2 separate regions of the Homo sapiens genome follow, and region 1 is linked to region 2. A link is a loop called in an ENCODE intact Hi-C map of the cell type or tissue named here. Cell type or tissue: IMR-90. All regions are shown on one strand. Links, peaks and the distances in the headings refer to the core of each region. The heading gives the core; the rest is flanking DNA. Region 1 overlaps TMEM245 (transmembrane protein 245). Region 2 has its middle 28 kb from the start of EPB41L4B.

Region 1 (2,921 bases), core at 230-2,729, 310 kb before region 2:
GTGTGGGAGTTTATGAATAAAAGCTTAACCTATTAAAAAATAAAACAATTTATGCCAAACCTTTCATTTCCCAATAACAACGTTTAAAGACAGTATTTTAGGCCGGGCATCGTGGCTCATGCCTGTAATCCCAGCAGTTTGGGAGGCCAAGGCAGGCGGATCACTTGAGGTCAGGAGTTCAAGATCAGCCTGATCAACATGGTGAAATCCCATCTCTAGTAAAAATACAAAAATTAGCCGGGTGTGGTGGTGCACGCCTGTAATCCCAGCTACTCAGGAGGCTGAGGCAGGAGAATGGCTTGAACCTGGGAGGCGAAGGTTGCAGTGAGGCGAGATTGCACCACTGCACTCCAGCCTGGGTGATAGAGGGAGACTCTGTCTCAAAAAAAAAAAAAAAAAAAAAAAAAGACAGTGTTTCTTTAATTCCAGCTGTAAACCTTAATATAAAATTTACAGCAAAGTTTAAAGAAATAAAAGCACTTAAGTATTAATCATACTTATTCCTGCTCAAATGTCAACTGTGACACACTAGTTAACCACACTATGATGTTCAGCTTTTTAATTTTCTCTCTCAAGTTTTAATGTGACTGAGAACTGGCTTGATATACTTAATGCAATTTCTAAAAGAGATGTCAAAACCTATAAAAACAGACATTTATTTATTGTATTATATGGCTAAAGTGTTGATTCTGACTTAGATTTAACCTGTATTTATCATAGAACCATTCCAATTATATCTTTAGAGAGCTCTGCTTGCCAGAAATTAACTTGCTGAGATTTGGTTTCACATGGATATCCTCAGACATACAATCTAACAACATTTTCTCCAAAACCAAAGAAGAGATAAAAATAATCATTAACTGTTCACTGTACTTAAAATATTTGATGTACATCTGGTCATAATTCTTTTCTAGGTTAAATGTCACTAAATCAAGAGAAAATTATTCACAATTTGGTTTTAACCCAGGACATCATATATATTATAAATATTACATATGTAATAAGAAAATATTGGCTGGGCATGGTGGTTCATTCCCGTAATCCTAGTGCCTTGGGAAGTTCAAGGCAGGAGGACTGCTTGAGCCTAGGAGTTCAAGGTTCAAGGCTGCCATGAGCCATGACTGCACCCTGCACTCTAGCAGTCTGAGTGAAAGAGATATTGTCTCAAAAAAAAAAAAAAAAAAAAGTTGCTCTGGAACTCTGGGGCAACAACAACCAAAAAAAAAAAAAAAAACCCCAAAATATCATGCCTTGTAAACAATACTATTTTCAATGAAAATTTCATTTGTGGGAACACAAAAGGCTATTTCACTGAAAATTCCTACTACCAGTTCTTTTGTATACCCCCAGGAGAAAAAAATCCTCCTTTAAAAAAAAAAAAACGGAAATGCCTGGATGATTCACTAATAAGAAATTCTGTGGCTTACTTACCCTGATATGTCAGAGTAGATTGCAGTATCTACAAAGTATGTTGGCAAGAGATGAAAAATCAACAGTAAAATGGCCTTGCATCCTAACCCTTGTGTCAGCCACAGGTCAAGAACTGCAGGTACTGCTGCCCAGTATGTCCCCAGGAATGGCACTGCTCCAAGGATTGCTGCTAATGCTGAAAAAAGAGTAAAAGAAAAACAACTTAACATCATCAGCAAAACACTAACAAAGCAAAAGAATCTAAGCAGTAGCTCCTCCTCAACAACTTCCAACAAAACAAGTTAAATACTCACAAACTCAAATATTAGGGAAATGATATGCCCTATCTAACTGAATTTTCTAGCTAAGTAAAGGCTCAATATCTTAAAATGTGATACTAAAAATCTTTCTAAGTGTGTGTCTTATTTATGGATCTCTTCTTAAGCAATAAAATTCAAGGGTTCTGTAGTTGCTACTATCAATCAATAGTTAATATACGGTCCTATAAATACACCTACAGAACATGTGTCAAAACTTGTACTGAGTCCAAAGCCCAATCAGAAATTAGTTTCTAAACCTCAGCATAATAAAAATAAACAGAAAAAATCCTGAGTTGAAGGACCCTGCTTCAAGGTCATTCCCTTCCAGAGCAGTATGTTCAAGCACTCTTCCTCCATCTGGCTTCTCTCCAAGTTAAGAGTAAAGCAAATGTAGTTTCTAGTTCTGGTCCTACCAGAAGCCAGGTACATGACCTTGGAAAACTGGTCTCTCATCTATATGACAAGTCTACCATCCCGCCTCACAGGGTGCTTGCAGGTCAGAGGGTAGGTTTGTGGACATCACAGTAGAGAAGAACGTGAATGAACTTGACAATGTAGAAGGAAGCACAGACAAATAGGGAAAGGGGGGGATGTGGTAGAGGCAAATGTGGAAGGCAGAGATATTTAGGAAAACAAGCAGCCATAGAAATAAAGGAAGGAAAAGTAGAAGAAGCACCACAACAGATCTTAAGAGGTATGGAGGCAGCTTATGTGCCCTCAGAAGCATTCATCTTGCCCTGGGATGTAATCCCTCATGGACAAAGCTATTTTGACAACAAGTTGCTCCCTGCCAATCAGTTCAATTCAAACGTTACTGAGAGCCAATTATGTCCTAGGTGTTATGCTAAGTGCTAGAACATTCATTCATTGAACAAACATGTAGGGCAACTGATACGGGTTTGGATCTGTGTCCCCACCAAAATCCCATGTCAAATTGTAATCCCCAATGTTGGAGGTAAAACCTGGTGAGAGGTGACTGGATCATGGCGGGTGGATTTCACCCCTAGGTGCTGTTCTCATGATAGTGAATGAATGAGTTATCGTGAGATCTGGTTGTTTAAAACTGTGGTAGCACCTCTCCCCTCTCTTCCTCCTGCTCCAGCCATGTAAGACATGCCTGCTTCCCCCTTACTTTCCACCACTATTATAAGTTTCCTGAGGCCTCCCCCAAAGCAGGAGCCACTATGCTTC
Region 2 (2,921 bases), core at 267-2,766:
CTCCTGAGTATCCTCTCCTTCAAGCTAAGTGTTTCTAGTTCCTTTGATCATTTTGGTTTTTTAAACACTGATCCTGTTCCAGGCCGTACAAGGTCGTTCATGCCTGAAATCCCAGCACTTTGGGAGGCTAAGGCGGGAGGGTTGCTTGAGCCCAGGAATTGGAGACCAGCCTGGGCAACACGGTGAGACCCTGTCTGTACAATTTTTTTTTTAATTAGCTGGGAATGTTGGCATGCACCTGTGGTCCCAGCTACTTAGGAGGCTGAGGAAGGAGGATTGCTTGAGCCCAGTAGGTCGAGGCTGCTGAGAGCTGTGTTGGTGCTACTGCACTCCAGCCTGGGTGACGGAACGAGACCCTGTCTCAAAAACAAAACAAAACAAAACAAAACAGGGAGAGGACTTGTTTTTAGATGACCCATGATCCCAGCCAGATGGATTTCTATAGAAGAGGCATCTGACCAAAGCTGTGCAATTAAATGTCTGCCTGGGGAGTTCTGAAACTGGAAGGAAGCAAATCAAACCCTCTTTCCTGGTAGGAGCTGAGCAAGGTGTGGATGAGAGGAGCAGAGAAATGGGTGAAGAGGGACTGCTGCAGCATTCAGGCATCTGGTGGCAGTTGCTCCAAAAGCTCAGGATAGCATGGCCTTTCCAGTGGATTGTCATTCAGTCCTTCTTGGATTCTGCGAACCAATAAAGTCCCATTGTCTAAACCAGTTCCTGGGTTTCTGAGACTTTCAAATAAAAGAATTGCATTGGCCACAGCATTGGCCAGATTTAAAAGCCTAGAGCATGGGCTCTGGAGTCCAAGACACCTGAGTTTGAATCTTATAGCAACCATTTCCTAGTTGTGTAATCTTTAGCAAGTTTCACAACTACTCTGAATCCATTTTCTTTTTTTTTTTTTTTCCTAATTAGAAAAAAATTTTTTATAGAGATGGGGTCTTTCTATGTTGCCCAGGCTGGTCTCAAACTCCTGGCCTCAAGCGATCCTCCTGCCTCCACCTGCCAAAGCTCTGGGATTACAGGTGTCGGCCACCATGCCCCACCTGAACCCATTTCCTTTACCTGCCAAGTGGGAACAGAATTACATACTTTACCACTTTATTAAAAGGAGCAAGAAAGGATAATATATATATAGTTCTGTACCTGGCATGCAGTAGACTCCTCTCACTGATGATAGCAAAGTAATTTATCTGTATTATTCCTGAGTTTTCAGTCAATTCAGACATTCACATAAGCTCTCACAAAATGTTTCCCCACCCTGAACTCGCATTGACTTTTCGAGCCTAATTGTGGGATTTTAAGAATTTCCCTGCTCAATTTCCTCCTTGTTAATTCCCAAGAAATTGTTTAACAGGAATGTCTAAATTTTTGAAAAGACAGATGCTCTTCTGTCCCCAAGGAGGATTCTGACTTGTGTTGCTTTCAGAGCTTCAAGACCAGATCAACAGCAGCAGTCAATGTTTAAAGAAGTCTTTCTCCTCTGCTGTGTGTAGATTCTTGGGCCCTTTCCCAGAAATGACTTTCCAGAATAATTGTCCTAGAAAGCTACACACAGGCTGCCTGTCTGCTGAATTGCCACACATTGGAGGTGATTCACAGTTCCCATCATTTATCCACAATGATAATGTGCAAAAAGCCCTTGGCTTGGAGTTAGAAGATTCTGGGTTCAAATTCCAGCTCTAGAAATTTTTGAATTCCTTGGGTTTCTAGTAAGTGTTTACTTGAGGTCTTGAAACATCAGGCAGAATGATTCATTCACTTGTAATTCATTCAACACACATTTAATAAGCACACTTCATATTCCAGGCTCTACAGGGACTGGTGCTGGAGTTATTAGATGAACACCTGCCAGTGACCTCAAATAGATCGTATTCTAATGAAAGAGATTAGCAACACAGACCTATAATTGAATGGGTATAGTAGTGTAATTAATGGCAGGTGCTGCAACAGAAAACCCCTATCCCCAAGTCTCAGTGGCTTTTCACAAAAAAAGGTTTTTTTTTGTTTTGTTTTTTGTTTTTGTTTTTTGGTTTTTTTTGGCCAATGCAAAGTCCAGTATAGGTTAGGAGGATTTCTTCCTTCGTATAACCACACCATATGGAACACAGTGCTGTCACAGTGGGCTAAGGAGAGATGGAGGAAGTACATTGGCTATTAACTGCCTTGACCCAGAAGTAGCACCCATCACTCCTGCTCATAGTCCATTGGGTAGAACTGACCACATAGTCGGCCGAAGCTAACTTCAGCAGAGGCTGAGAAATCCAGGGAAGCTCATAGGTACCTGGTGAGCACTAACTATAATATCTCTGCCCCATGGGTAAAGCTGTGGTAACAGTGAGCAAGGGGAGTGTATTAATTATGACTCCGTAAATGCCTGTTTTCATTTATTTATTTTTTTGGGACAGAATCTTACTATGTTGCTCAGGCTGGAGTGCAGTGGATTCTCACAGGCGTGATCATAGCTCACTGCAGCCTTGAATTCCTGGCCTCAAGAGATCCTCCCACTTCAACCTCCTGAATAGTTGGGACTGTAGACATGGGCCACCATGCCCAGCTTTGTAAATTCATGTTTTAAATCAAATTTAGGAATATTTCAGTCATTATTTTTTCAATTTTTTTTCCTGCTCAATTATCTTTATTTTCTTTTTGGGATTCCAATTACAAATGTGTTAGACATGTATGTTGATATTATAATTACATATATGATAGACTTATTATGATGATATTATCTAATAGTCTGGTAGAGTCAGATTGATAGACTCTGTTCCTTTTTTAAAAAACGTTTATCTTTTTCTTCATGTTATATAATTTCTATAGCACTATTTTCAAGTTTACTTACTCTTTCCTTGGTTACTTTCATTTTGCTCCTAAGTCCATCTGTTACATTTTAAAATTTTAAAAAAATGTGTAGAGACGGG

The links. Peaks named below come from ENCODE experiments on the same cell type or tissue, not always from the same donor. Only the 100,000 strongest peaks of a DNase experiment are listed, where the experiment ranks them.
Region 1: a loop joins it to region 2, with 23 times the contacts of the local background. A loop is called at or near these places in 1 of 110 quality-filtered maps.

The regions. Positions count from the first base shown.
Region 1 is chr9:109,034,775-109,037,695 of GRCh38, forward strand. It overlaps TMEM245 (transmembrane protein 245), which reads right to left. Exons shown (of 18, transcript NM_032012.4): 16 at 1,432-1,606. Among named protein-coding and RNA genes, the nearest start is that of MIR32, 10 kb to the right of the region's middle. RefSeq lists an enhancer at 1,024-2,223. In IMR-90, for the core only: no CTCF peak of the experiment used is centred there; a DNase peak (open chromatin) is centred at 1,437; H3K27ac peaks cover 1,704 bases.
Region 2 is chr9:109,347,980-109,350,900 of GRCh38, forward strand. No RefSeq gene overlaps it. Among named protein-coding and RNA genes, the nearest start is that of EPB41L4B, 28 kb to the left of the region's middle. In IMR-90, for the core only: no CTCF peak of the experiment used is centred there; a DNase peak (open chromatin) is centred at 1,582.